Regions from separate parts of the Homo sapiens genome. Here region 1 is linked to region 2. Evidence: chromatin loops called from intact Hi-C (ENCODE). Cell type or tissue: MCF 10A. All regions are shown on one strand. Links, peaks and the distances in the headings refer to the core of each region. The heading gives the core; the rest is flanking DNA.

Region 1 (14,744 bases), core at 1-8,000, 690 kb before region 2:
CCAGAAAAATACACTAGGGTTGGAGCAGGGGAGGCTGGAGAAAGGAGGGAGTAATAATTTGAGTTGGTATTTTTGTTTAGAAAAATACACATACTCTAAGAAAACGTACAGGTGGAATAACACAACAGTTTAGGTAAAGAGCCATTAATATAATTACCTGAAGACACATGTTGTTTTTCTTATACCCATGAATTTAATTTCAGTCTTCTTTTTTGAACAAACTGAAAAGGCAGATGGTACCATATCATAGTCATGGCTGGGGAAACCAAGGCCTGAGTTCCGTGTTCAGCTAGATGGGGCCTCCCCCTGGTCTGACCTTGGCCAAGCCCTCTCTTTAACCTCATGGAAAGTCATCCAGGAAAGAAGAGAGTTGGCTATGATCTCGAAGTGCCTTCCAGTTTGGGCATTTTTTTTCTTTTTTTTTTTTTTTAAGACAGAGTCTCACTTTGTCGCCTAGCCTGGAGTGCAGTGGCCCGATCTCGGCTCACTGCAAACTTCTGGGTTCAAGTGATTCTCCTGCCTCAGCCTCCTGAGTAGCTGAGATTGCAGGTGCCTGCCGCCATGCCTAGCTAATTTTTGTATTTTTAGTAGAGATGGGGTTTCACCATGTTGGCCAGGCTGGTCTTGAACTCATGACCTTAAGTGATCTGCCTGCTTTGGCCTCCCAAAATGCTGGGATTACAGGCTTGAGCCACGGTACCGGTTTGGGCATTTTGGAATTCAATTATGTCTTTAACTCCATTTATAACGTTTCTAGGGAGAGGCAGACATGGCTTACAATAATCTTCTTAAACGATACAAGTTTTACAAATATTTGCCCAATAAACTACAACTTAATTTCTTCAAAGATTGCCTTGATTGTGGCTATCAGCAATTCTTCATTTTTTCCCTTAAATTTTATATTTTTTTAATTACTGAGACAGGGTCTCACTCTGTCATCCAGGTTGGAGTGCAGAGGCACAATAATGCCTCACTGCAGCCTCAACTTCCCTGAATCGAACGGTCCTCCCACCTCAGCCTCTTGAGTAGCTGGGACTAGTAGCGCTAGCACGTGCCACCATGCCTGGCTAATTTTATTTTTTTCAATTTTTTGTAGAGACAGAGTCTCCTTATGTTGCCCAGGCTGGTTTTGAACTCCTGAACTCAAATGATCCTCCTACCTCAGCCTTCCAAAGTGCTGGGATTACAGGTGTGAGCCACCGTGCCCAGCCATAATTCTTTCTCCATCTTTCCAAACTGGTATTGTCTTTTAGCCTTGCTGAGAGACACCCAGTTTTGACTGGGTATAAGAAAATATTAAGAAGGTTCTGGGGTTTAATCAGTAGACGAAAATAAGGAATCCCCAAGTTTCGGGGTCACTGATGGACTTTGGGGTTCAGGTTTCTTGGGGGTCAGATTTCCTGTCTCAAGGCTACCAGAAAGAATCCGGCCAGGTCTGGAGTGATAGCTGCTTTTCTGGCACATCAGCAGGGGCTGAACCCTAATGTGTTTAACAGTTGGACTTATTTTTAATCTACTGTATTAGGAGCACAAATTTAATCAAGAACAAATTGTTACCAATGTTGTTTTTTGTTCTTGCATATGCATATATCCTTAACACTGTTCTGTATTCCCTTGTGCTAGAAAGCTTTCCATCTGACATCTGACTTATTTCATAACATTAGTTTTTTTTTTAAGTACAAATATATGTGGAGAAAAAAAGAAACGAGGAGCTGAATTTCCACTCAATGCAGCCCCCTTACTTAAAGAACTAGCTGCAGTACAGATTTTAACAATTAACATTCCTGCCGTGAATGTCGTTATGGATGGAGCTAATAAATGTTTTCAAACACTCTTCGGCTCAAATACACGTTCAGCTTATTTTCTGTCATTTGATGGCATTGGTGGGTTGAGACATTCCTCTAAGCCTTTTTTTTTCTCCTTTCTAGTAAAAGAAAGAGATCTTATCTCCCTACCCACCCTAACCCACCCCTTTCTCTGCCCTACCCGCTCTGTGCCTACTAAACCTTACTTTCAGGTCAGCAGGCTGGTAACAGATTAATTTCACTCTGTGAGGAACACCAAGTGTTTTGGCCAGGACACATGAGAATCCTGTTATAATATTACCGTTTTTCTAAATTAAATATTAGGAAAAATTAAACTAAATTGTGGCACACAGTGCAATGGAAAATATTTCTCTTCCAAACACTTCTCTGTGATAAATGTGTGTGTAGCTGAAAGCACAATAAATATGCACTACTTAAAAAACCCAGATTATTCAGGTTTTAAGACTTATAGCTAAAAGTGGTTTAATGTTTCATGCCTAATAATAGATTACTCCTATCACATTTCTAACCTTTATTTCTCCTCGCTTTGAAGTCCAGCCATATAAAGGTTGTTTGTAGAACCACACGAAAGTTAAAGCAAATATTACTTAGAGTGATTCATACCACCAAGAATTTGCAATGAAGGCAGAGGTTTTTTTTTTTTTTTTTTTTGGTGTGTATGTGTGTCTGAATCAAAGGAAATGAAATGTTTGTAATATTTTTTGGTTGATAAATTTATTAAAACATTTTAGAGGCTTGTAGTAGAAGCACAGCTGAAATAAACAGACTGACTGGAAACAGATTATATTCTGCTCTGTGGGGGAGGCAGAATTTAAAGGGGGAAAAATTCCCTGGATTTCAAAAATTGCCACCAGGTCACAGCAATACTTAATTAACTGAATACATTATGGGAGGGTTATAACATAGATGCTAAAAAAAGAGGGCGGGGTGGGGGGGAGTAGTCAAATTCATTTAATCCTGTGTTCTTTGCTTACAGATTAGCCTTTCAGAATGAGCAACCTGATTTTTTTTTTTTTTAAAAGGATCCATTTACCTTCCAGAGCTTTTCATAGCAAAACATTTTGCATGGTTGCAAAAGAAATTAATTTGTTGCCAGTTGCTCCACACTGGCAGGAATTCTGAATAAAGAATGTAAGCAATCTATCTTTGTTTGCAAGATATAATTAATCTGGCAGTTAAAATTCTTTGGAAACATTCTGATGACTTATGTGGAAAAGTAGCGCAGCATTTTCAAAGAAAACTCAGAACTGTATGCCGGGGAAGATAAAAGATATATGAAGTGTTTGTTCTAAGCGATACTATTCATTTAAAGATCATAATGTAACCCCACCCTAGCAATTATTGTGAAAAACAAGACAAATCTCCATCTATAGCTTTCTGACACAGTCTTGATTTGAGAAACAAAATAAGCACATTACTGTTATAGTCTAATAGACTGCAAGCTGTTTTATTAGAGTCAGCTGAATCCTGTTTTGCATAAAAAAGAACTCTGTTTGCTATCAAGAACACATTTACATTAATATGACTTTGACAAAGTAAAATAAAATCGCATTAAGATGATGTAAGTAGATAAGACAATGAAATCTCTGTGAGAGAGTTTTGGCACACACTAATTACAGTCAAGTCCCTGCAGAAAAAGAACATATTTTTACACCAACTATCCATGTGTTTGAAAATGTAGAGAGCCCAAAATGCAATCCTTGGTTTAGGTATTTCCTGAATACATTGTATTTCTGTGCTTCTGAGATAGGGTTTTTTTTTTTTCTTTAAAGGAGGCTGCCCGATAAATAATACTTTCATTTACAATAATACAAGCAAGTTTCTTTCTGAATACTAGCCTGTAATCATCCTGATTATTTTAAGGGACTTTCCAATACAGGGCAGCTGAAAACAACGTTTTAGATTACATGGTAATTTAGGAATGCATGAAAAGCTAAGCAGTTACCATAATAGGGTTCTGGATAAACTTCATGCTTTTTAGAGCAAAACATAACAACATATGTTTTGTGATTTGTTTCAATGATTTTTCTATATTTTTTTTGTTCAGGTTCTATCAAAATATTTGGAGGCCTCATCTGCGTACAGCATTTTTATAACCTTATTTTGAAAACTTTGATGTCTCTCTTTTTAGTTCAGTCATTAAAAGAAAGGCAATGATGGATGATGATAATGCCTCGGATTTTATGACTAATCAGTTCTTGGCAGTGGCCATATTTCTTCCGTAGTGAAACTTTAATACTCCTTTGGCCTTGCATAGGCTTAACAACAACAAAAAAATTTTTTGGAACTGTGTTACACCGGCTACTTATTAAGTATTAGCAAACAGTTATTATACAAAAGTTAGCACTCTGATTTAACACCTGACAAAATGGAGCAACCAGGAAAGATGATTTCTTCTCTTTTCTGGATTCTCACAAATTTTAGGTGCCTTGCTATTGTGTTTTTTTTCCCCCATGTTTTACATACAGGAATACGGAGAAAAGCTATTCAGATGGTAGAAATATTGAGGGGGAAAAAGTCTTGTAGGGGTGAGTTGGGCTGCCATTTGCATTTTTTCTTCCTGAACCGTCTTTTTGATGACACAATTTTTATGAAAAGCCTGATTTTCTGCCCCGAGTCTTAATGTATTGTTCTTGAAGTTGCAACAACAAACACCAGGTGTCTCCACTTAGCTGAGCTACAGGTTCTGAAAAGGAAGGCCACTTTGCCAGGAAAAGTTGAAGCTACCTTCCTTTTCCCTCCCTAGTGCTCCTGGCCGTGGCCTAGACAAGGCCAGAGGGCTGGCTGTGAGTAGGGGAGTGGAGTTTATTCTTTCATGAGTGCTCAGTTTAAAGCCTATTGACTCAGATTTGTAAGGGAACCTGATTTTTGTGTGGAAGTCATGAAGACTGGCATCCGTGGAAATACTGATACCAGTGAATTAGGCAGCTGTGGCCTGTATTGCATGCCTGTTCTACTCTGGTGGGGACCTGCCATCTTGGTTGGCAAGAAGCCCTTCCTGGGTGGATGGGGGCCTTCTTCTTTTAGGATAGCCAACTCCATGGGGACCTTCTGGCTGAGAACAACCAGATCAGAGACCCACAACCTAATGTGCTGGCTTCTTCTCTACCAGGGGCTGATGTCCCAAATCCCAAGTTGCTATTTCCATGAGCATATATTCTTCAACAAATAATCAGTTAATCTCTACTGTGTGCCAGGTACTGTCCTAAGCAGTGAAAAAACTAGAAAAACCTGCTCTCATAGAGCTTGCGTTAACATATGTCCCTTCCATTTGATGCCTGGGGTAAAAATCAATTCTGGTGTTTCTTAAAATGTGTTTTGTGGCATTCCAAGGATGGTAATAAGTATTGTGCTGAGAAATGTTTTCATATTTCATTATGCTCTGGAACTGCTGGGTTAAAAAGTGTCTAGATGCAAAACTCCTTAGTAACCTCTATATGCTAATTTGCATAGTCCCTTTCTAAGAGATGTCTTATTTCTCAAATATATTTGGCTAAGGAATAATTTTTTAAAAAATAAAAACATTCTCCAAGCCAATTTTTAAAAAACAAAATATGTCATTATTATCCTAGAGAAATATTCCAAACATTTTATTCTGTTACTCAAACACTACCTTCATAATTCTTATCCTGTCAGTTGGTCATCCTCATTATTTTTAAACCTAGAAATTACGCTGGATGTTTAAGTGAATGTTCTGAGGAATATACTTTGGGAAAAATTGCTTTGAGTAGTAGACATTCAAAGATTGGAAGATTTGGAAGCTAGAAGGAGGTAAAGAGGTTGGGGCTTAGAGGCCACCTGTAAGAGGAAAGAGATGTTTGCCCCTAAAAACGTGACTGTTGAAGCTGTGCTGGTATCCTTGCAGAAGAAAACTCTGTTCTCCATCAGTTTCTGAGCAGCCATCAAACAACTATTTTGGAAGACGGGAAAGCTAAGACATATGGGTTCCAGTCCCAGCTCTGTTTTTAACTAGCTGGGCAATCTTGGGGGTAATTTACTTACCTTTCGGTCTTAAATCTAATGCCCAATAAGTGTCGAATATACATTAAGCCACTTAATCATCAAACAGTTCTCTGAGGTAGATCATGCATCTACAATATTCCTTATAGGGAAGGAATTAGAGTAACAGATTAAGGAACTTGCCCAAGTTACACAGCTAGGAAATGATGGGCCCAATAATATTGGATGATGATCTTGAATCAGATCACTTCAAAATCTAACATTGTATGATTATAGAAGGGTGACTTTTGCTATGTTTCATATCTATTGTGATTGGCAGTCAATCCTCTAAGCAGAAATCGTTCATTAGTCAACAGAAGTACTGAGCATGTATTCTGTGTCAGACACTAGCCAAGGCCCTGACACTAGCCAAGGCCCTGGGGAATTTACGGGGAAGAAGGCAAAGTCCCTGCCCTCAGGACTTTACAGTCTAGTAGAGGGTGGAGCACAAGTAAACATGCATTCTACCTTTATAGCTAAAACATTATTATTACTAATATTTCTATAGTGAATCATTGAAATATTATGGTAGACTATTCACAAAAGCCAAAATGTGGGAACAACCCAAATGCCCATCAACTGAGGAATGGACAAACAAAATGTGGTATAGCCATATACAATGGAATATTATTCAGCCATAAAAAGTAATGAAGTACTGATGTATGGTACAACATGGATTAACCTGAAAAACGTTATGCTGAGTGAAAGAAGCCAGATACAAAGGGCCACATATTGCATAATTCCATCTATATGAAATATTCAGAGTAGGCATATTTATAGAGACAGAGGACAGATTAGTGGTAGCCAAGATCTGGGGGACGGGGAGAATGGGGAGGGACAGCTTAATGGGTACAGTGTTTCCTTTTGGAATGATGAAATGTTCTGCAATGCTTGCACAACATTGTGAATGTACTAAATGTTACTAATAGCAACTTTTATATTATGTGTATTTTACCACAGTAAAAAATGCAAAAAATGAAAGCCACGATGGTAGATAAGGCCAGGCTTATTGTTGTCATTTCAAGTGAAATCACTATTCAGCACCTGCATTATGAAAAAGTGGGCTCAGCAGTGTTTGGATATAAAGGTGAATAAGATGTAATCCCTGTCCTTACAGATCTTAAAATATACTTATAGGAGTAATAGAAGATCAGCAATGAATTACAATAAAGCATGATTAGATTAGCATTATACTGGAAGAATAGGCAAAATGCTGAGGGATATTTAGAAGAAAGAAACAATTCACTTCTAACTGAAGTTATTGGAAAATCCTCATGGAGGAGGTGGTGGTTTGCCACATTCAGCCTGTTTCAACCTTTCTCTTGAAGGCTAAATAGAAATTCAGCAGACAAAGAAGGGAAAACCAACACACAGGGAGGATAAAAAACTTGCTGGATGTCACACAGCAGTGACAGAAATGGAATCCTAGGCTCCTCATCCTAGTTGAATTTCATTTGATTCTCATTATTTGTGGATTCTGTATTTGTGAATTCACCTACTTGCTAAAATATATTTCTAACTCCAAACTAATACCTGGGGCACTTTCATGGCCACTGATGGATGCCACGCAAAGTGACAAAACATTTGAGTCACCTGAAATGCATGTGCCCAGCTGAGGTTGTACACCACCGCATTCGGCCTTCTTGTTTCATCTCTGATACTGTCAACAAATCTGTTGCATGCCATGTTTTTCACATGTTTGTGCTTTTTGATGGCGATTTCACGTTTCAATGGTCCCCAAGTAAGTGCAAAGTGCTGTCTAGTGTTCCTAAATGCAATTACGGAGAAAATGTGTGTGTTAGATAAGCTTTGTTCAGACATGAGTTATAGTGAGGTTGGCAGGGGGCTCAATGTTAATGAATCAAATAGTATATATATAATATAGTACATATATGATATTATACACACTATAATACATATATTATACTATGTATACTTTACTATCATACGTATATTATTTATATTGTATACTATATATTATATATACTATGTCACATAGTAATCCTGTATATATACTAAATATAGTACATAATATATAGTATTTAATATATTTAATATAGTATTGGTTATATACTATATATGCTATGTAATATATACTATGTAATGTATATATAGTATATAATATAAATAATATATAGTATTAATTATATACTATACATACAGTATATAATACTACAATACTAATTATATATAGAATAATTATATACTATATTGTAACAGTATCTATAGAATATATAAATAATGTATAGTAAATAATATATAAACAATACATAAAATGATATAAATATATGTATTATAGTATATAATATAATACATATTGTATATCATATATTTTATAAATAATGTCTTTAAACAGAAACACTTATAAAGGAAGGTTATATATTGATAGATTGATGAGATGAAATTGTGACTAGAAGCTCACAGGAACTGAGCCTAGTATTTCCACTAGGAGCCATGGCTCAGTATTCCCTAACTCAGTGTGTGTGGCAACTTTGTAGAAGCTAACTACTGCAAGTAACGGGAATCAGCTACTTCTCTATCCTCTACTCACAGGTTTGAAATTGAGCTATTCCTTCTCTGCTCATCACTCATTAGCAATCCACCCCCTGGATGAACACACACACACACACACACACACACACACACACACACACACACACACCCCTACCCAGAGATGGTTACAAAGTTTTCAGGATTCAAAGCAAAATGAAAATGCAAGACCCCTTGTTCAATAGTTCCTAAGAATTTCAGATGGCAGGAGCAGAGGATTAAACCAGGTATTGGGCTTCGTGTTCAGGTCGCATGCCCCAGAAGCCAGCCCAGTTTTTCCCTCCACCTAATCAGTCGTGTCTTCACTTCAGCACTTGTGCCTCTTTTTTCCCTGGGATCAAGAAATACGATCATTGTTTACCTTGCCTCATTTGAGATAAGGAGTTTACCAAACCATTCGTATCTCTGGGGAAGAGGATAATGAGCTCACAGACGCACATTCTGTGACCTGGTGGCGGAAGGGTTGGTTTGGCCTTTGGCCTCCTGGAGTCCAGTGACTTGGAGGGGTTTCATTTTCTCACTGACAACCAGCCAGAGACACATGGGCTTGCATGTCAGAGCCAAACAGAGCTGCAGAGCTCTCCTCGGCCTCTCATGAGTCTCCTGGGCCACATTCTCTGAAAGAAGTCTCCTGCCTGATTTGGTAGGTCCCAGTTTAGCCTCCTTGAAGTTCCTGGACAATGCACAGGTCTTGGCAGCCTCTCGCAAGCAGCCTTTGTTCAGGGACTGTGGACTCTCCAGCCGGAAGGTGAGACTTCCAGGACAGAAGCAAAGGGAGGGCATGGCAACAGAGTCCTGAAGAGGATTCACTTGGCTCATGCCTTTTACAAAAGTTGGGGCTCAAGTTTTCAGCAAGGAAAGGACAGGAAGGGAAGAGTAGACATCAAAAAGCAACTCACTGAAGACAGATCCTGGAGTCAATTTCCTTATCTCAGCTTCCCTCACTCCTGCTCTTTCTCTGACCAACTAGGAGTGGTACAAAGCGGGGAAATGCCTTGCAGGCTTTCGAGGAAGCAGTCTTGGCTTCCTTTTGGAAGGGAGGATGCAGGCCAGCTTGCTGGGCTTATTAATTGTTCCCTTGCTGTTTGCAGCTGTCTTCGTCTCTTTCTCTGCACAGGCACATCTCACACAGCCTTCAGAGCTACCTTTCCTCTAGAAAGCCTTCTGAGCCTTGGTCAGGTCAGGGGCTGCATTTGTTTCCCAGGGCTGCTGTTATGAAGCCCCGCATACTGGGTGCCCTAGAAAACAGGCATTTATTGTCTCACAGTTCTGGAGGCCAGAATTCTGAGATCAAGGTGTCAGTGGGGTTGATTCCTTCTGCAGGCTGTGAGGGAGGATCTGTTCCACGTCTCTGGTGATTTGCTGGCCATCTTTGGCCATCTTGAGTTTTCCTTGGCTTGTAGATCTATCACTCAGATCTTTGCTTTGAGGACCATGTGGTAGTCACCTTGTGTCTCTGGTTTCAACTTTCCCCTTTTTATGAGGACACTTGTAAGGCCCACCCTACTCCCAAATGACCTCATCTTAGCTTCACTAATAACATCTGCAATGAACCTATTTCCAAATAAGGCCATATTCCAAGGTATTGGGGGTTCAGACTTCAACATATGAATTTTGGGGAGGGGACAAAATTCAACCTGTAACAGAAGCCATGGTGGAAGTGAACAACACAGGTAAGATTTAGCAAGGTCGGTGCTAATGGAGATGGGCCAGACGAGAGTGCCCAGAGTAGATCTGGAAGGGATGGGACCTGGAGTTTGACAGAAACTATGGAGGCAGACTGTGATTATTTTTAAAGCCAAGCACAGCAAATTCAGACTTGGTGTGGAAGGCAAGTCAGAGCCACCATAGGTTTTTGAATTGCATTGTAAAACTGTAAAAATGGCATTTTGGGACAATGACACAGACAGTATCATAGAAGTTGGATTGAAAGAAGATGTCAGTAGAGTCAGGGAAAGTAATTGGAATCTGGGCTATAGTGAGAGTGGAATAGAAAGGTTGGGAGAGTTTTTAAAGGAAAAGAAGACGGTAGGATTTGATGACAACTGGATTCAGAAGATGACAGCATTAACAGTGGGAACCCGGATTGACAGTAAAGTTCAGAAGGGAAAGGTGGGGATCGAGGGGTCTGTGTGTGCATGTGCATGTACACACATGAGGAGGTGGAAGTCTTAGTTTGGGATGTGCTGAGTTTAAAATGATGTATATAGCATATAAGAGGACATGTGCTCTATGGTCAGCAAATTCTTTCTATAAGGCGCCAGTTGGTAAATATTTTAGGCTTTGCAGGCCATGTCAGCTCTTTTGTAACTATCCAAGCTTGCTGTTATATTAGGAACGCAGCCACAGACAATGTGTAAGTGAGTGAGCATGGTTGTACTCCAATAAAACTTTATTTACAAAAACAGGCAGCACTCTGGAATTGGCTCAAGGGCTGTAGTTTGCTTATTCCTACACTACATAATGGGAAATGTGATATAATCATAGGTTATAAGGAGGGAGAACATAAGTCCTTTAATGGCTGGTTTTGTGAGTTTTTTTTTTTTTTTTTTTTTTTTTTGAGACAGAATCTTACTCTGTCAACCAGGCTGGAGTGCAGTGGCATGATCTCGGCTCAGTGCAGCCCCACTTCCTGGGTTCAAGTGAGTCTTCTGCCTCAGCCTCCCAAGTAGCTGGGAGTACAGGTGCATGCCACCACGCCCGGCTAATTTTTGTATTTTTAGTAGAGACGGGATTTTACCATATTGGCCAGGCTGGTCTCGAACTCCTGACCTTGTGATCCATCCGCCTCGGCCTCCCAAAGTGCTGGGATTACAGGCGTGAGCCACCGTGCCTGGCCTGTGAGGTTTTTAGAATGATGAATATTCAACCTTCAGTGGGAATCTATAATACCAATGGGAACTTATTCATGCTTGTAACAAACATGTTATTGAGAATGAAGGAGGGGCCAAGAGTGCTCAAATGTTATCACAGTCACTCTCCACTGACCACTTTGTGAGTGGGTAATTCTTATTCCCTTTTGACAGATGAGATGATGGAGTAAACCCTCAGTAAGGTAACTTGAGGCTGTTAAACTTTCCTCCTGACTCGGAAGTTTAGTAAATCTCTAAGTGGAGGACTTCCACTCAGGCAGGAAGGCTTTAATAGTTTGCATGAGTCAATGTCAAATTTAATATCTGCTTATATGTTGTCAAAGTTTTAACTCTGCACTCAACAGTTTTCAGGATAACTGCCCTCTGTGTTCTTGCTAGAGAGTAAGGTCTTGAAATTGTGTAATAGCTACAACCTGTCAAGTACCTGGAAGAGAGGAAAATTGAGAGAAGATAATTTAAGGCTCATGTAATCTCCTCATTTCTCTAGATTACCTATTTTTTTAAATTGATCAAGTTGATTGCTGGGTCCCCCACAGAATAATCATCATGTAATTTAAGACAAAGCATTGATCTCTTTGTTATAATTGAAAATGCTTTATAGATTTTGCTGTTTTAGCTGAGAATTATTATTGAAAATATTGTTTATTACATCCCCCTATATATTGTTTCTTATGAGAAAATTATCTCAGAATTTGACAGAAGAATAATTCTTTTCTCCTGAGAAGATATGATTCTGTTCTTCAGCTAGACAGAACTGTGCAACTAATTGTGTTTCCCTTTTTGATTGGATTTCCAGGAAGCTCAGAGCTAGGTTTAAGGCGCAAAGATAATAGCTATCGTCACTTAACATCAAAGTACTTATGTTTTCCAGGCTGCATCACCTTTTTAGTTCCAATTTTATTAATTTTTTCTTTTCCTCCCATAAGCTGCTTCAAATACTTCTTGGAGAGAGATGAGTATTTTTTTTTTTTTTTTTTGAGATGGAGTCTCACTCTTGTAACCCAGGCTGGAGCACAATGGTGTGATCTCGGCTCACTGCAACCTCCGCCTCCTGGGTTCAAAGGATTCTCCTGCCTCAGCCTCCTGAGTAGCTGGGATTACAGACACCCACTACCTGGCTAATTTTTGTACTTTTAATAGTGACAGGGTTTCACCTTGTTGGCCAGGCGGTTCTCAAACTCCTGACCTCAGATAATCCGCCCATCTTGGCCCCCCAAAGCGCTGAGAGTACAGGCGTGAGCTATTGTGCCTGGCCAGAGATGAGTATTTTTTAAAATTAAATTTAATTGAGTCAGAATCAAGATAGAGAGTATTTCAGTCAATCAAGATTGTTACTTAAGTTTCTTTAGACTTGGGGAAAAATGTTGAAAAAGAGTTTATGATTAAGAGCAGATATTTGCTTGGGTGACCGTTAGAGGACATTGACATTTGCTCAATAATGACCAATTATTTCATATCTGTTGAGGGATCTTCCTCAATGGACTATTATACACATTTGCCTTACTATTTGGCAAGCATTGAGGAGCTGAGGGCATCAAGCAAGCATAAGGTTTGGAGTTAGAAGATGAGGACTTGTTTTGATTCTGCCACTAAGTACTCAGGTGACTCCGCATAGGACACACAACCTCCGCTGGATAATTTTGAATGTCCCTTCAAATGTAGCTTTCTATAGGAATCTGTTGTCTACCTTCCTGCAACTGTCTGCCAATCACTCCCTTGCATATTTCCTCAAGTAAGTAAGTCTTATTTTTCTAGGAAGACTCTAAGCATCAGGGGGGCAGGAGCTATATGAATATGAATATAAGGCATATGAATTTATTTTTATATTCATTGAATCGTAATACCACCTTATTCCAAATAGATTCAAGGTGGCTTACAAAGATAAATGCAATAAAATAAGATAAAAATTTAAACTAAAGAAAAAGTGTTCATGTGGAAGGAAAACAGATTAAGACTACAAAGATGAGCAGGTAGGTAGGTAGTAGGCAGGCACCTGTAGAAAAAACCAGTCTCCATCTGTCTCCAGAGAGCACATTTGGTTTCTGCACAAACACAAATTGCCTTGGAAACTGAAGCAAAATGGAATGAGTGTGAAGAAATCTCTTTGTTTTAAATTAAATTTAACCATCACATGATGGAAACATAGCGCATCTTGATTGAGTGTTAAAAATCAGGTGCCGAGTCACTGATCACTAAAGGTATTTACTGGATGTGGTAAATGGAAATTCCTTCAGACAAAAAGGGCACTGCAGAAGTTCGGGAGAGATTTGCTACAGTGGGACAATGGACAAGAAAGATTTTGCTTTAGAAGGAAAGTGTTTGATGAGGAAAAAGTCTTGGTTCATTGTTGCCTCCCTGTGGTTTCCAAAGTATGAGGGGCTGCTTTGGGAGCAAAGCAGATAGCAGTGAAAGTGCAAAACAAGGCAAAAGCAGGGTGGAGGAATTTAGCAAACAGCACTTCTTATGAAATTAGTGAGTAATAAGGTAATATAGGGGGCTGTTCCTTTTTATGGGAAATATTCTCTGCTGAGTTCTTCAAATGAAATATTCTCAAATACTGTAATGCACTGATATGAAAGATTTATGTAGCAAGAGGCCTTAACCGATAGCAGAAGAAATTTGAGGCTATGAAAGTTGGCAGTACTGTCATTAATACTTCATTCATTTAACAAATATTTATAGAGCCCTTACCACGTACTGGATACTGTGCCAATCACTTTAGGGAGTGAGGGCAAAGGAGCAAATAATGAGTAATTCACCATATTTGTCTTAGAGAAGCTCACATCCTAAGAGGGAGATGACATCAAATGCATCCGATTAATTCATTAAAAGCACTTATTGAGCACCTATGCTATACCAAAACTAGTTCCAAGTGCTAGGTATGTAATGCGGAAGTAACAGAAACAGGATCTGTTTTGAAGTATTATGTTAGAAATCAGCAGGGTTTTTTTTTCTTTTCCTGCTCAACAGAGAATTAACACAAAGATTTTGACTGCTGAGAACTGCAGAGATTAAACAGAATTAGAGAGAGTGCAAATAGTATATAATAAAGCAATAGAAAAAGAAACAGGCCACAACTTACAGGTTCCCTTTCACTCCTGAGCAATTTCTTGGTAGACTTATTACTAATACATATTTATCTACATTTAAATACATAGTAAGATTTTCTTGCTTCTGAAGATTGAGGTCATTGGTTACCTAAAATAATGATCTTGTACCTTATCTAGTGGCGGAGCCTGGAAAAATGATCTGAGATCCAGAAGAGAATCCAGAGATAGCTGTTATATAGTAAATGTCACTAGACCCTGTGCTGCATGTCTGTGGCAGACATTACTAATAGATCACAGCACTTCTTCCTGCTACGCCTGGATGTAGCCTCAACATTCTCCCTTTGAGAGAGTACCAGGTGGCCAGAACTCGTCTTGGCACGTAAGACGAAACCTTCATGCCCTCTGAAGGCCCTTCACTCCTTTAAATATGTTCCAACCCTTTTTAA
Region 2 (15,677 bases), core at 1-8,000:
TTGAAGAGGATTAAGGAAATCAGTAAGGATAATGAAACCTTGGAGAATGTCTTTATATCTCAGGCCTGAAAGGGAAAATGGAGAAAATGGTGTTACAAGGCCCCATAAAAGCTGAAACTGTGAAGTGTGAGCCTTCCACCAAGTCCTGAGGTCTTAGCAGAGTACATTCACTACTGCAACTAGGATGAGAGACAAAAGGAAGCAAAAAGAATGAATATTCCAACATTTTTCTCTTCTTGAAGCCAAAGAACAGGTAAGCCCAGCTGAGAAAATCTGTAGGGTCCTAGGGTACAGAATAGGGCAGAGAAGGGCTAAAAATGGCAAAGGTTAAATGAAAAGCAACCAACACCTGGTAATTCCAGATTTTGTGGGGTCTCGGATTTCTGCAGTTTGGGGGGACCACTTCAAAAAATAATAGTATAAAATTTAAAATACAAATTAGGGGTGGAAGTGCATATTTGTTTAGATTAAGAAATCACAACAAACAAGGAATTTGAAATAGCTGACAAATACTCAACTGTCACAAAATTTAAAAAAAACCCAATACAGTTTTATAAACTAAGTGCCTAAGATACCTTTATAATGTATGCATTCTTTACAGTTTTGACTATAAATCTTTTTATCATCTCTTCCTATAAGAACAATTTCCTAATATCAATTCCTATAAAAGAATAGAAAGATAATTTAATCTTTTTTGCTTTTGTTTTTGATATAGGGTCTGGCTCTGCTGCCCAGGCTGGAGTGTAGGGGCACAACTGTGGCTCACCTTAATCTCCACCTTCCAGGTTCAGGTGATCCTTCAAGCTCAGCCTCCCGAGTAGCTGGGACTATAGGCAGATGCCACCAAGCCCTGCTAATTTTTGTATTTTCTGTGGAGGTGGGGTTTCATCATGTTGCCCAGGTTGGTCTTGAACTCTTGGGCTCAAGTGATCTACTCACCTTGGCTTCCCAAAGTGCTGGGATTATAGGTGTGACCCACCATGCCCAGCCCTTAATCTTTTCTATAATAATAAATCAAAATTAGTTTTGTTATTGATAACTGGGATACATAAAATATGCAACTTCACAAAAACATGTACTTGTTTGTACACTCCCATTGTAAATTTGTACCCTAAAAACAAGAATTATGACAAAATAAATTTTAAAAATGTGTATGTTGCTTTTACAGTAATATATACTGCTTTATCAAATATATTCCTAACAGCAGAGCACTTTCATTTTGACTAGATGTTGATGAGAACTGACTCCTCCACTAAAAATTAAACATGTCTGATGATTAGAAGAATTTTTCAGAGACCAGCTTCAGGTTCCATACATTGCAAATCTATTTTTCTCTCCATCATTCACATTTCTACTTCTGGGAACCAGAGAAGTAATGGTTCTATACACTGAAGATTAATAATAGCTTCACCACACACAATAGCAACTAAAAAATCACATAAATATTTTTCACTAAACTCAAACTAAATGTCATGAATTCAATTTTCCCTAAGCTGGATCTTATAAAAGCCTGAAACGTAGTTAAATGGAAATATTGTTCAATGAGACCTGTAGATTTGCATTTAAATTAAAAGCCTAATATTCTCATGATGTATTTTTTAATGTGTGTGTGTGTATATGTATTACCTATTACCTACTTCTATTTACACAAAGGTCTAAAAGTAATGACCACCTAAGTGGTACAGAGCACCCCTAGTGTTGAGATTGTGGTTTCTAAATACCATCTCCACAAAAAGAACCTTGTATCATTGGAGAAGTGACTGATTTCAGGTCTGGTAGAATAAATTCACAATATGAGCCTGAAACATCTTGTCATACCAGAAAGCAAAGAGGCTATCCCCATTCACTAGGGTCATGTCAAGAGATAATTGGAGTCAAGTTAAAGCAAAACTCCCTATCAACTAAAGATGAAACACATCAAATTTTTTTTAATCAAGGTAATAAGGATATATTTTTTAAACACCTCTTTTGTCTCATTTGAAAGCTGTTAAAGCAGCAACTCCTCATTCTTCATCTGGTAAATAAAGGGGAGATAAAATTCAAGCATTTATCCTGCCTTTCCTACACAAACTGTATTCCAAAGGAGTCAAATAGTTGACGAGGAAGAATTCTTGGAGAATTCCATTTAGTAACTGCAGAAGGGATGATTGAATTAGAATATCTCCATTTTTAATCCCCAATGAAATAATAGGTCAACACAATGGTCGTCATGATTGCTAAAACTAATGATTCATGAATCGGGCTGATAGCACCTGAATCCTTAGGTAATCTTAACATTAAAAAATAAATAAATAAAGTAAAAAATTAAATACAGCAGACAGAGTATGTGTGTGTGTCAAACATCATATGCTTCTTATGTGATACAATGACAAAAATAGAGCATCATCTATAAAAAGTGTTTTCAAAAAAATTGAACATGAATAAAATCAAGCATCTAGATATAACTTTCAGTTTGCAAGAAATACACAAAAGATAGATGACCATACCAAATGCCATCACAAGGATGTAATAGGCTGACTCGAGAGTGCAGGATATTCTATGAAACAAAAGATCCAGCTTCTTCAAGCAAAGAAATAGCATTTTTAAAAAGAGAGAAGAAAACTATTACACCTTAGAAGAGTTTTATAAAACCCATCCTCCAAAAGCAATTTGAATCCTAATTCAAATAAACCAATTGAAAAAGAAAAGATATTTATGGAGCAGTAAGAAAAAAGTTGAATACTGACAGCATATTAGATTATATTAAAAATAATGTTAATTTTTAAGATATTAAGAATGGTTAAAAATAGTGTTCTTGTCTCTTAGAGATACATACATCAATATATAGGGGTGGAGTTATATCATGTCTAGTATTTACTTCAAAATCATCCAGTAGAGTAAGGCAGAGGTGAGAAGGTACAGATGAAACAGGGCTGGCCATACATTGATAATAGTTAAAGCTGTGTCATATGCTCATCAAGGTATATCATACTATTCTCTCTAACTTTGTATAGGTTCAAAAACCTCCATAATAAATTTTAAAGCAGTTGATAAAAAATAAACTTTCCATGAGGTTCACTAAAGTTCATGGAAAAGCAACTTTCTTCTTGTACCATCAAGATGAAAGTGACCAGTGTGGAGGTTCACATCTGTAATCCCAGCAATTTGGAAGGCTGAGGTGGGAGGATCCCGTGAGGCCAGAAGTTTGAGAACAGCCTGGGCAACATAGCAAGATCTCATCTCCACCAAAAGATTAAAATTAAAATTAAAAAATTTTCTGGGTGTGCTGGCATGCACCTTGTAGTCCCAGCTCCTAGGGAGGCTGAGGTGGGGGCATTGCTTGAGCTCAGGAGTTCAAAGCTGCAGTGAGCTATGGTCATGCCACTGCACTCCATCTTGGGTGATAGAGCAAGACCCTGTCTAAAAAAAAAAAAAAAAAAAAAGTTGAGGGGGAATTCAACTTAGGCCTTTAAATCTTTAAGAGAATTTGACAAAACAGTGATTCTCTTCTCTTTTTCTAATCCCTAAATACTGCCTGCTTTGTCAAGTGTTCAAGGGCAACTCTTCACTGATTAAAGGGGGGAAAAAGCAATTGAGCCTCAAGAAGCAATTGTTCAAATTATTTATGTCATCAGCTTGATCACAGTCTTCTGAGTGCCAGTGAGCTCAAGATCCGTACTGTTACTCTTAACTTCCCCCTGAAATAGCTAAAATGCTAGAATTCTGTATCTGATCCACCTCCTTCCTCTGCCCCCAGCAGCCTCTAGAGTCTTTGCTCTATAGAAACTTAATGCTCAATGTTTCTACACTGCGACACTGATAAAGTATGGAATTCATTAGAATTACAGAACCTCGAAATCCATACATGATAATTTTTTTAAATGTCTGAATATATCATGCGTTAGACAGTGACACCTATTGGTGAAATGTAGTGTTTTCAACCAGAACTGCTGAACATTGTACTACAAAACCTCTGGAAGTCAGACACAATGGAAAACAGCCAGACTGAACTGGGCGAAATCCATGGTAGGAGAACATCACTTTTACACGCTTTTGCCTCATTCAAATACTCTAGGTAATTTGACTTAGACACAAAGTGAGTTCGTCTATGTCTTTACAGACAATATTTTTGTTTACTGTAGCAAATATTCAGCTTATACTGTAGTGATTTGCCTTAAATTGCAATTAATTCTTTTCTTAATTGAAGTTTTAAAAATTCTCAATGTCACTTTGTTCCCCTAAGTGGACAAAAATTGTATGACCCTATCTTGATTGATTTTTTTCTTAAGTGACACTATCTGAAAGCTCACAGATTGCAAATCTGGAATCCAAGTTAATGAAAAAAATTTTTTTTCTATGCTCAAATTAGGCAAAAGATAAGGAGATTAAATTTGGCATTGTAAATATGGAAACTAGGGACTTCTAAGTATGAAATAAATACTTCTTACTTCTACCAAGGGTAGAAAGAAAGGAAGGATCCATTATTAAAAAATCAGATTGTAAGAACAAAAACAAGGAAAATGAGGAAAGTCAAATCCCATTCAATTCTCTAAAACACCCAGCATGCCACAGGAGCAGCCTACAACTCCTCCTCTTGCTCATCAAAAGTCCTCACCTCACTCATTAGAAAGATCTGTATAGCTTATGAAAATAATTTATATAACTTAGAATCATTTGTAAACACATAACATTATTATATTTAAAATATAAATATATTTATATTCATATAAGTATATATTAAATGTATTTATATTATAAAATTATATTATAAAATAACTTTAATAATAAAACCAATGGGAAAGTTAGACTCTAAGTAATTTATTTTACAGCTCAACATCAATACATTGCATGGTGAGAGATACCTGAAGCTAGAAGTACCCTTGAATCCTGTCTTCTGCCTGATATAAAATAATTTTCACTCTCAAATTGCCCATTCATTTCCTTGCACCTACTTGATTTTATCATAATGGCTGGTATGAGGTTTTTTCCCTGCTTGGTTCTGAATTCATCCTCCTCTGTGCTTCCCTCTTAATCATTTCTCCTCTTTAGAATCCTGGCCTCCTTCCCTGAGTGACACTATGAAGTCAGCCTTGACTTCAGTAAGGCACAAAGGAGCACTAACATGTTATTTTCCTCTGCTGGCTCTCTCATCTCCCCGCCCCTCTCCTTCCTGTTTTAATCAATTCCTGCAGAGTACTTCGAGGAATCCATTCTCAGGCCCTAAAGTCCCTGCGTGGCCAAGTTGCTCACTGGTACGGGGAGCTGAAGGTAACAAGGATAGGCTTCACTTCTCTGAGAGCAAGAAGGGAGCCTGTATATTCATTGCAGAGAATGCGGCAATTGCATCAATTTTGTGGCAAGAAATTCGACACTGCAAAAAACGGGGACTGGAAGGGTTGGGCCTAAGGGGAAAAAAAGGGAAAAGAAGAAAAAGGAAGAAAGAAAGGGAGGAAAGGAGAAGAGAGAAAGAAAGAAAGGAGGGAGAGAAGAAGATTAAAGTAAAAGAGAAAGAGAGAGAAAGAAAAAGAAAGGAAGAAGGAAAGGAAGGAAGGGAGGGAGGAAGGAAGGGAGAGAGGAACAAAGCAAGGAAAAGAAAAGAAAAAGAAGCCCTCTGAAATGATTCATACTCTGCTAATCTTTCCAAAGGAAGAAAAACCTGTTAATGACAGATTAGGACAGCAGTCTTGTAGTTAATTTTTATTTTCTATTACCATCATCAAAATATGTTTAAGGAGGGCCCTTGCCAAATTAAAATCAAGAAAGATTGGCCATCTGTGAAAGTTAAAGGAACATGGAAAGAGTCGGAGAACAGAGGAACAACTCAGGGTATAAAGAAGCATTTCTTTAATTCATGATTGTTTTTTGGGTTGTCCTTGTTTAACATAGGCATGCAGGGTAGAAGAATTTGGAATCTTTAAATAAATAAAACATTGCAATCATGCTGAGTTATTCAAGTCATTCACTCAGGGAGTTGGCCCCAAGAGAGTTAATTAGAATCTCTTGGGGATGAGCAGGTTCCATTTGCTGTAGAAGCCAAGTGAAGCCTGAGAGGAAGCAGTTGTTGGAAAAGTTAGAGCAAGGCTGATGGTTCACGAAGACAAATTAGAGCCTGAGAGAGCTTGGTGAACTGATGCAGATGCTGGAGGAGCAGAATCTTAGTGAACAGGTTCAATGTTTTATTTAAGCATACTGACGCTGGTTACCAAAAGCTGAGGCCCTATTAGCTGGAAGGGTTCAAGGCTGTAATTCTCTTGGTAGCAAAATAGGAATAAGTCAGTGGTTCTCAAAGTCTGGTCCCAAGACCAGCAGCATCAGAATCAGCATCCCTTGGGAAATTATTAAAAATGGAAATTCTTGGACCTCATTCCGACTCACTGAATCAGAAACTGTGTTGCAGGGACCCGCTCAGATTGCTTTGTCTACTGAAGTGTGGGAGTCACTACAATAAACGACTGGAATAAATGACTGAAATGGTTCAAAACTCTGATTATAATTAAATAGTGATTCAAGAAGTCTTTCCCATCCTGCTGCTTCACCCAGGTGGAAGCCACCATGGTCTCATGCCAAAACACCTACAACATCCCCTTCTCTGGTCTCCCTGTCTCCAGGCTCAAGGCTCTCCAGTCAACTTCTCACACTGCAAGAAAAGTGAGACTTTTAAATTACAAACCAAGTACTGTCCCTTCCTATAAATGACCTTCAGTAGTATCCCGTAGTATTTAGGATCGAGTCCAATTGGTGACCTGACTTCTGCCTTTGTCACTCCACAGCAGGCTCCCAAGCTGCTATCTCTTTGCATTCTAGGCTCCAACAAAGTCAAATTGCTTTTAGCTACTGGAATCCAGCTTTCAGGCCACTTAGCTTGCTGTTTCTACCACCTGAGGCTTTCTTTCCTTGTCTATTCATCAGCCAGTCTGGAGACAACTCAGTGGAAAGGGGCACTCCATGAGGGTAGGAGTGGTTAGAAAGAGGAAGCCAGTAAAATGTATCCCACAAAATTGACATGTTAAAGTCCTAGCCCCTGGTACCTTAGAACATAACCAACCATATTTGGAGATAAGATCTTTAAAGAGGTAAATAAGTTAAAATGAGGTCATTAGGCTGGGCCCTAATCCTGTCTGACTGATGTCCTTATAAGAAGATGAGTTTAAGATACACACATGCACTGAGGAATGACCATGTGAGGACACAGAGTGGAGACAGCATCTCCAAGCCAAGGAGAAAGCCCCTGGAAGGAACCCAGCCCTGTTGACACCTTGATTTCCACCTGCAGCCTTCAGAGCTGTGACAGTGCATTCCTGTTGCTTAAACCACCAGCCCGTGTGCTTTGTTATGGCCCAGCTGACTATGCAAGAGCTATAGGCACAAGGTAACTGTAACTAGTTTTATATTTGTGCTTCAATGACATTATAATAAAAAGTATTAGATCCTAAAGAGAGAGAGAGAGAGATTGAAAAAGAGAAAGAGGAAGCCACGAAGGGGAGAAAGGACAGAAACCCTGAGCCAAGCCAAGCCAAGCAAGTATAGATGCAACTGTGAAATAGGGGCCACAGGATCTTGACACCTGCCCTGCCCCCCAAGTCTTTACCTTCTGCAGGTGTTCAACCTATCCCTGGCTTCACCTTTAATATGCCCAGCCTCTTCTGAAATCTCTGGCCCCCAACACAAAACACCTTCTGGAGAGTAGGCTATCAGTGGCTTCCAGGATGGTAATTAGCTACCTGATCACCTCATATGCAGCGGTCTTTGGAGTGTTGTCCCCAGAGCAGTGCTACCACTACCGGGAAACTTCTTCAGAAATGCAAATTATTGGGCCCCAAAACTTACCATATCAGAAACTCTAGGGCAGGGCCCTGCAATCTGTATTTTTAAAAGCACTTCAGATGACTTTTAGACAAACTAAAATGTGAGAATCACTGTGTAAAGTATTTGTGTAGGCTATGCTAATGGAACACCATATGTTCTCCTTGCCCCATAAAAGGGCATTATAATTTGGGCCTTGGGTGATAACACCCCTCCCTCTTTTGTGCAAACCACAAGATTGTCTCCATTGTTAGGACTTAAGATCAGACAATTTGAAGAGGGTCCACAACACCTATTATATTCAACTGTATAGGTAGTAGTGACTGACAGTAACTATAGCAACACTAGTAATCACAGCAAATCCTGGAGAACATTTAGTAACCCCCTATAACATGATTTACTCATATATATCCCACATATATAACCTTGGAAAGTAGGAGTTATTCTTCCCCTGTAATGAGTTGCAAAAACCAAGTCTCAAAGGGATCAGCTGATTTGCCTAAAGACACTTGACAAGAAAGTGATAAGCCAATGACTTAAATGTGCGTCTGTCTAGCTCCAAACCACTAGCTCCGCAGTCCCACTTATTCCTACAAAGATACAGGGGTGGTCACTGGAAGACATTCTGCTCCTTGAACCAGACCTACCTTCCAAGCAAACACAGCAATGTGTTGACTGCACTTTTGGCCTTCCTGCCTTTCTTCCAGCCTCTGATGCGGTGTTTGCTTTGGGGGTTCTCTTCTCCTCACTGACCAATGACTGTGATAATGCAGTTGGCATTTCCTGTTGCCATGCTGAAGGTGGAAGACAGTGATGTAGTGTGTGAGAGAGAGTGCCTTCCAGATGAAATGCAATGTGTAAATGGAAATTGTCATCATTATCCTCTGAACAAATGGGGAAGATGCACATTGGTTCTAGCAGAACTGGAAGAAAAAATTGGAGTTTGAACAAAAGCATTATTAATTTAAGAAACTGCCTGAATTTGCCTCTGGCAGTTTTCTTTGTAAACACCGTTAACACCCTGGAATGCTTGAATTGTATCTAAATGCATAGCTTAAATATGTAAAAACAGAAACCTAGGCATTACTTTTAGGCACCCAGAGAATTGTTTGCTTCTAAAACCTACCAGAACAAAATAAAACTAGCATATGAGACTTCAGAATTATGAGGGTCTAATATTTCTTATGAAATTGTTTCATAGAATATAGAATTGTTGATCTCCCTTTCCTCCCTCAAAACCAGATATAATTTACAACTGACAAAATACAGCTTTGTAATACTGCTCGTGCAGAACGTGCTTGTATTTGTATTTTTCTATAACATGAACATGGTTTAGAGGGTAAATGGCTGGAGTAAGGGATATCTTTAAGCAACAGGGTTATTTAAGTGGCCAAGTCACAGCTGAGTAACTTTGTAAATGAGCCTGGTAAAGTCAACTCCACAGAGAAGAATATTTGCATATTTATGACCTCATTCTGAAGTGGAAAGCCCCTCGCTCAGGCACCATGGTGGGAGGCATTCAGAGAAGGTAAGTTTTGGACACTAGAATCAAACAAGTTATACTTCCCAAAAGGAAAAAATATGTATGATTTTGAGTGAGGTTATTCTAATTGAAAAGCCATCCCACCATCAGCGAGTTCTCAAGTTTTCCCAAGTAATCTAGAAAGTAAACATGGGCTTGCCAGTCCTCTGGCACCTGCAATGCATTTGGGGAAATCCTGTCTGCATTTGATGTGCTTACACACCCTGGAGCCCCTCCCCTCCCCCATTTAGAAGCACGTAGAGATAGGACAGGTAAAGTAGTTGCTGCTAGCCATGAACCAACCAGTCTATGGGGCAAATTGCTAGTAAACTAGCATCTCCATGGGCCATGAGAGCTTCAAGGCTTGAATCTCTTGCCAAAGTACAGAATAATCATGACAATGACCAATATAGATGGGATCTTACAATGGGTTGGGTAAGCACTTTATATATATTGTATGATTTAATCCTCCCAACAATCTTGTTAAGCAATTTCTTATTAAATTAATAAATGATTAGCAAAGAAATAAATAATATTAAAATGACTATTATTTTCATTTTACAGATGAGGACACTAAGGCACAAAAATTATGTAATTTGCCAAAGGTAAAACAGCTAGAAAGCAACAGGAACAGGATTCAAAGTCAGTCTGTCTCCAGGATCCATAGAGTCATCACTAGTCATGGGAAGATTGGGCTTTCAAGTTTGGCACCATAGAACTGAATTCCAGCTCAGTTACTTGGGGGTCAAACATGATCCTGAGTAAGTGACTTAACCTGAAAAATGGGTACAAATCTGAACTAGGAGGATTGTCATGAAGAAGGTACTTAGTACTTAACAGGCACTCAATAAACAGTTGCTTAAGGTATGTCTCCATCAAACACACCAACAGCTCTGGATATGATCCGATATTGGAATGACATTTATGAAACTTGAGTCATTTTCCTAGCTAAATATCTGAGAGGCATAAAGTAGGATGATCGCAAACCATAAGGGAAAGAATTCTATGCATGCACACATGCAAATATACACACACTGGATTCTTATAGAACTCAGAAAACAGAAAACACTTGCTTTCTATATTCAATTATTTGCAAACCCTACCAAAAGCTGACCAAAGATCTAAACTTAATTCTGAATCTAATTTTTGTTGGGAGAGGGTCAGGAATTTATACTTTGAGTGTCAATAATATATATAAAATTTTAAACACAGAACACTTTATATACACAAATATATAAAAAATACAAAGTATGGGGTGTGCATGTGTTCGTGTGCCTACATGTGCATTCTCCTCTAGGGTGGTTTTATAACAAATGGACCTCATTGCTACAGTCCGTTTTGAAACTTTCTCTTGACTGGGCTAGAATGATCCCAAACTACCCAAAATTGATTTCACTTAGGTCCTGTGTCTCTGACATTATTAAGAAGAGATTTTTTTCCTTTCGCAAACAATTTAACAATTTTTCAAACATGGGTAATGACCTTACTTTTCCTCTTATCCTTTTACCATAGGCCTTCGTGTGACACAACTAGAAAAGCACATGAGATTATGAATGACTTTTTGCTGCCTTTCAAAGCAGGAACCATGAATTAGTATTGATTGTGCTTTCTCATCCATTTCCCACTTATTTGGTTTCTTTCTCTATGTTCTATGGGAAAGAAAAGGCTATTTTAAGAGTAGAGAAGATTGGTTGCTTCTTTTCAAAAGCCTTTTTACCTTGTTCTACTGGGTTTAAACTCAATGGATTCATCCAAAATAATTTTCTGTTCATTGGGATATTATTAAGAAGATTGCCATTATGGTAAGTTCTAATATGTATTTTTTAGCTCTGGAAGACACAAGAAGTTCCCCAGGCTGTAAATATCCCCCAGTAGTACCCTGCCACTCTAGTTTTGTTCAACATCTTCTGGTAAAATGTCCATGGAGAAAAAGAGAGTAAAATGATTTTCTGTTTGTTATTTTGATAGACAGGAACAGAGACTTGTTCAAGTCAATTAAAGAAAAGAAAGATAGAGTGGACTATCACAAAGTCATTGTAAAAATACAGGAGGATATGTAATTCAACTTTTCCCCTAAATGTACAGAAGAACCATTTGCTGCTTTCTCTGAACACTTCATTGTGTCTTTGTCCTCCTGGAAAAGTGTGGATGTGATGCAGGACAAGCAAAGCCTCAGATTGGGGCTTAGCCTGGGAGGGTTCTTGACTTTGCCCAGGAAAGAATTCAAGAGCAAAGTGGTGGTAATAGACAGCAACTTTTATTGAGGTGGTAGTATACAGCAGAGGTACTGCTTTTGAAGAACAGGGCTGATCCATAGGCAGTATGCCCAGAGTAGCAGCTCAGGTGCAGTTCTACAGTCATATTTATACCTAATTTTAATTCTACACAAATTAAAGGGTAGATTATCCAGAAATTTCTAGAAAAGAGGTGGTAACTTGTGGATCATTCGTTCATTGCCATGGAAAGGGATGGTAGCTTCTGGGTGTTACCATGGCAATGGTAAACTGACATGGCACTGTTGGGCATGTCTCATGGAGAGGTGTTTTCCTTTTCCCTGTTTAAGCCAGTCTTCAATCTGGCCTGTAGTCTAAGCCCTGCCTCCAAAGTAAAGTCCCAGCTCCTACCTCAAATGGGCCTCTTCTGTCTGAGAAGCTCCTCACTTTTCATAGCAGAGAAGGAGGCAGAGGATGTAGGCTTTACCAGCCAGGTAATTCACTGTGGCAGTCACCAGGAGTAACACATTGCAGCTAGGTCTAAGATGACTTGTAGGTGTCCTGCCTTGATCCCTGTGAAGATGGTGGTATCATTTCACTAATATAGAGATGGCAGGTCTGGAGAAGAGGAAGATGAGTTTGCATTTGCATTTGTACATGTTGACTTTGGGGCACTTAGGAAACATTTGGGTGCATTGCTGGGTTTGAATCTCATGAGGGATTTCAGCTGGAGGAACAAGTCAAGTGACCTGCCCAAGCTACATGGCTTGGTGGTGGTGGTGCTGAGACTTGAATGAAGTCAGGCTAGAGTGTGTTCTACCAGCCTGTGCTGCCCGAGTCAAGCCAATCAGTGAAATTATGAGCTGTAAAGCTGCCTTTCTGGCCCTAACCTCTTCCTCTTGCTTTCTGTTCCACTGACTCAGCTTGCATCCTTCCCATGCCTCCTAGTTTCTCCTTCTCTTTTATCTTAATTTAAACTGTGTTCAGAAAAAGATCCATGAATTATGGCCTTCCCCAGGGGGCTTGAGTCTTTAACAACAACTCACCTTGGGCAATGATCATGATGGGAATAAACATGATGATGGAAACTACAATGATGACGAGAGTAACAGGATTATTTATGGATATTATTTTTTATTTTGTCGATCCTGGGTTTTCCCCTGTACCTTTCTAAGTCTATGCAGATTGTTCTTCTATCTCAATGAATATTTGCACTGAAAGATCTGACCCTACCCAAAACTTCCATTCCTGGGTCTTTCCAAAGCAGAAACCCTTAGGGTAATGCTGCCAGATAAAATATAGAATGCCAAGTTAAATATACATTTTAGATAAATGATTTTTTTAGTGTTTGTCCCAAGAATTGCATGGAACATATTTATACTAAAAAAAAATGTTGTTAATCTGAAATTCAAATTTAATTGGGCAGAGATTTTTTTTCTTTTCTTTTCTTTTTTCTAAATCTGGAGACCCTGCTATAGGGGTGAAAGGAGAGAGACTTTGCAAATATGACATAGGAATAAATGAGGGAAAAGAAAGTAACAGGAGAGAGGGGAACCCCCAAGTCCAGGACAAATTCTGAGGGTCCCTCGGGAACTGGGTCTGAACTCACCCCTAGCACTAAAGAGAGCTTGTGGGACCTCAGTGGAGAGGGACTAAATGGTGGCCCACAGGGGTCTAGGCCCTTGGCCTTAGAGTGTGCAGCAAAGTCCCAGGACCAAGCAAGGCAGATACAAGTGTTCCCTAACAGTGAATGGCCATATGTATTTAGACAACTACTCTTTTCTCTATTAGGCCACAGGACTGGGAGGGGGTAGCCTAATAATGACTGAAAGAAAATTTCCTACCAATGAAAGAGAACAAAGAAAAAGACTCAGAGCTGAATTCAATTTTATCTAAAGGAAATAATGTGACATCTCAAAAACTAGTTTTGTGAAGCTACCTTTGAAACTGTGAAATAATAATCATTACTGTTAAATATTGAGTATTTTCTATGTGACATGCACCACGTTAAATATTTTATCTACATTATTTGGTTTCTTTATTACAAAATGATTATGGCACACAAGCAGCCCTTTGTTAATGGAGTGTCAGACTTTGGGGAGTAGGTGAGGAGATCATAAGAGGAGGGGAACAGGAGACATCAATCTATGCCTGCGTCACTTATTGATTAGTCTGGCTCTGGCTGGAAAACTAATTCAGATATAAAGAAAAAATTATCCCAGAAATACACTTCACCAAATAGACAAAATATTTGTTTCAGGAGCCAGGCCTGTGTTAATCTCTCTTGCCCTTCCAGTTAAAAGGCAAAAAGCATTAGTCCTGATGTAAATATTTAATTTCCTTGCTTCAGGCATATTTTTTTGGCCTGGCTTAGATCTTGACACCTTCCATGTAATCAAGTTAAGTTCTTCCAAGCTTTGTAACCCTATAAGGAATAGTCTGTGTCTTGGGCCAAGGTTTCAGTTAAAGTATTATTTTCTACAATTCTTTTCACCTGGAAGAGGGAAAATTTTCTTTCCAATTGCCACAATTTCACACCTCCCAGCTGAGAGAATTTGTTCATCCAGTACTCAGTGTACCTTCTCTGATAGGAAGAAGCAAACAGTCATTGGTCTAACTTGGAAACATTTTGTGATCCCCACATACCTTAGCAAAAAGCTTTAAAATGACTTTTCTCTCACCACATGCTGAAAAATAAATGATACTCTGGCATCTGGTTTTGCAGTCTCAAGTTACCTTCAGCGGATCACTAGTAAAAGTAATCTTGCTCAACCATGGCTAGCATTGTAATGACTGTCCATGATTAGAAAGTTTATGAAAGGAGACAGGTCATGAAAAGAGATTCCTTCAGTCCTGAACAAAAGCTCAGCAATTATGTTTTGAAGAGGTTTTACCATTTAGCCTGAAAGATGAACTTCTTAACCAAATTTATTAGAAAGAAGGTTTTTTAGGAGAGTTTTGTTTTATAGGAATTATGGTCAAGCTTGCCTGGTATAGAAACCTGACACCACAAATAGTTCAATAGGAGGTTAACCTTAAATATCTCACTGTTAAAAACAAGGAGCCACTAACTTCAATGCAAGCCTCTTGCACTGAGGGGGCTCCCCATCCTCCACCAATGAAAGCCAGAGATGATGTTTTCTTTGTGTATAAAATGGAAGGCATATATGTGAATAAAAAATCTTCACTCCAATGCAGATCCTGCAACTGCAACATTCTTAGCATTTATTCTACTTCATAAATTGCCATAAGTCAATGGGAATTTTCTCACTGATAGAGATAACTCAGATCCAGACCCATCTCCACCTGGATATCTCACAGATCCTTCAAGATCAGAAAAACTTCCTTATTTTTCTCTGCCTTTTAAAAATGTATGTATTCTGAGCTAGGTTTCTCACTGTTGGCAATTGGAGAAATATGAAGGCAAGAAAGACTAGAATCTACCATTATCAGTATGAACTCATGGTTTTTAAAATATAGATAAATAAATAGAGAAATAGAGATATCTATATCCTAGCCTGTCCAACGAGGGAATCTAGAAAAACTGTGACCCCAGTAGCAATGAGTGCACCTAGATTTTGGTACTAGGAACCAGTACTTCTTGGACATAAGGTAGATTCTAAGGTTTGAACAGGGAAAATACAACATAAGCTTGAAGTAGTATACCACTCCAGAAAGTAAGAAAGTGTTCAAAATACAATGGAACCTAGCAAAAGGACACGGGAACCAATTTGAAGGGACTCCCAGTGGTAAAATCAGAGAAAATTTGAACATGAAAATAAATAATGACAGTGGTGGATTATAATCCATTAAAAAAAATAAAATCCATGAGCCCATACTGATATAAATAAATGAATAAATAGACAGGGGAGCCAGGAAAGCTCTTCCTTATAGTAATATAGATGGAGTAATATAAATATAGAAGCAATGACAGATTAGAAAATCACTGACGGATGTTCAAGCTATCGTATGAAAGCCTGATAAGGAACATGATACTTATATAGCCTCAAAGTATTTCCCACAAAATTCTCATTAATAACAAGGGGGAAAATGAATAATGCTAGTGAAGAAGGCTAGAGGACACCCCACCAAGTTATCAATGTTGGCATCACCAGTATTCAGGCAAACCTATATTATGTGTCTCCTTCTATAATAAATTG

Evidence for each region. Peaks named below come from ENCODE experiments on the same cell type or tissue, not always from the same donor. Only the 100,000 strongest peaks of a DNase experiment are listed, where the experiment ranks them.
Region 1: a loop joins it to region 2, with 4 times the contacts of the local background. A loop is called at or near these places in 10 of 110 quality-filtered maps.

The regions. Positions count from the first base shown.
Region 1 is chr10:61,825,041-61,839,784 of GRCh38, reverse strand. All of the region lies in intron 2 of LINC02625 (long intergenic non-protein coding RNA 2625), which reads left to right. Among named protein-coding and RNA genes, the nearest start is that of LINC02625, 36 kb to the left of the region's middle. In MCF 10A, for the core only: a CTCF peak has its summit at 4,483; DNase peaks (open chromatin) are centred at 2,384, 4,034, 4,494 and 6,664.
Region 2 is chr10:61,129,195-61,144,871 of GRCh38, reverse strand. No RefSeq gene overlaps it. Among named protein-coding and RNA genes, the nearest start is that of LINC00845, 120 kb to the right of the region's middle. RefSeq lists enhancers at 8,407-8,701, 9,124-9,353. In MCF 10A, for the core only: a CTCF peak has its summit at 3,917 (motif pointing left); a DNase peak (open chromatin) is centred at 3,921.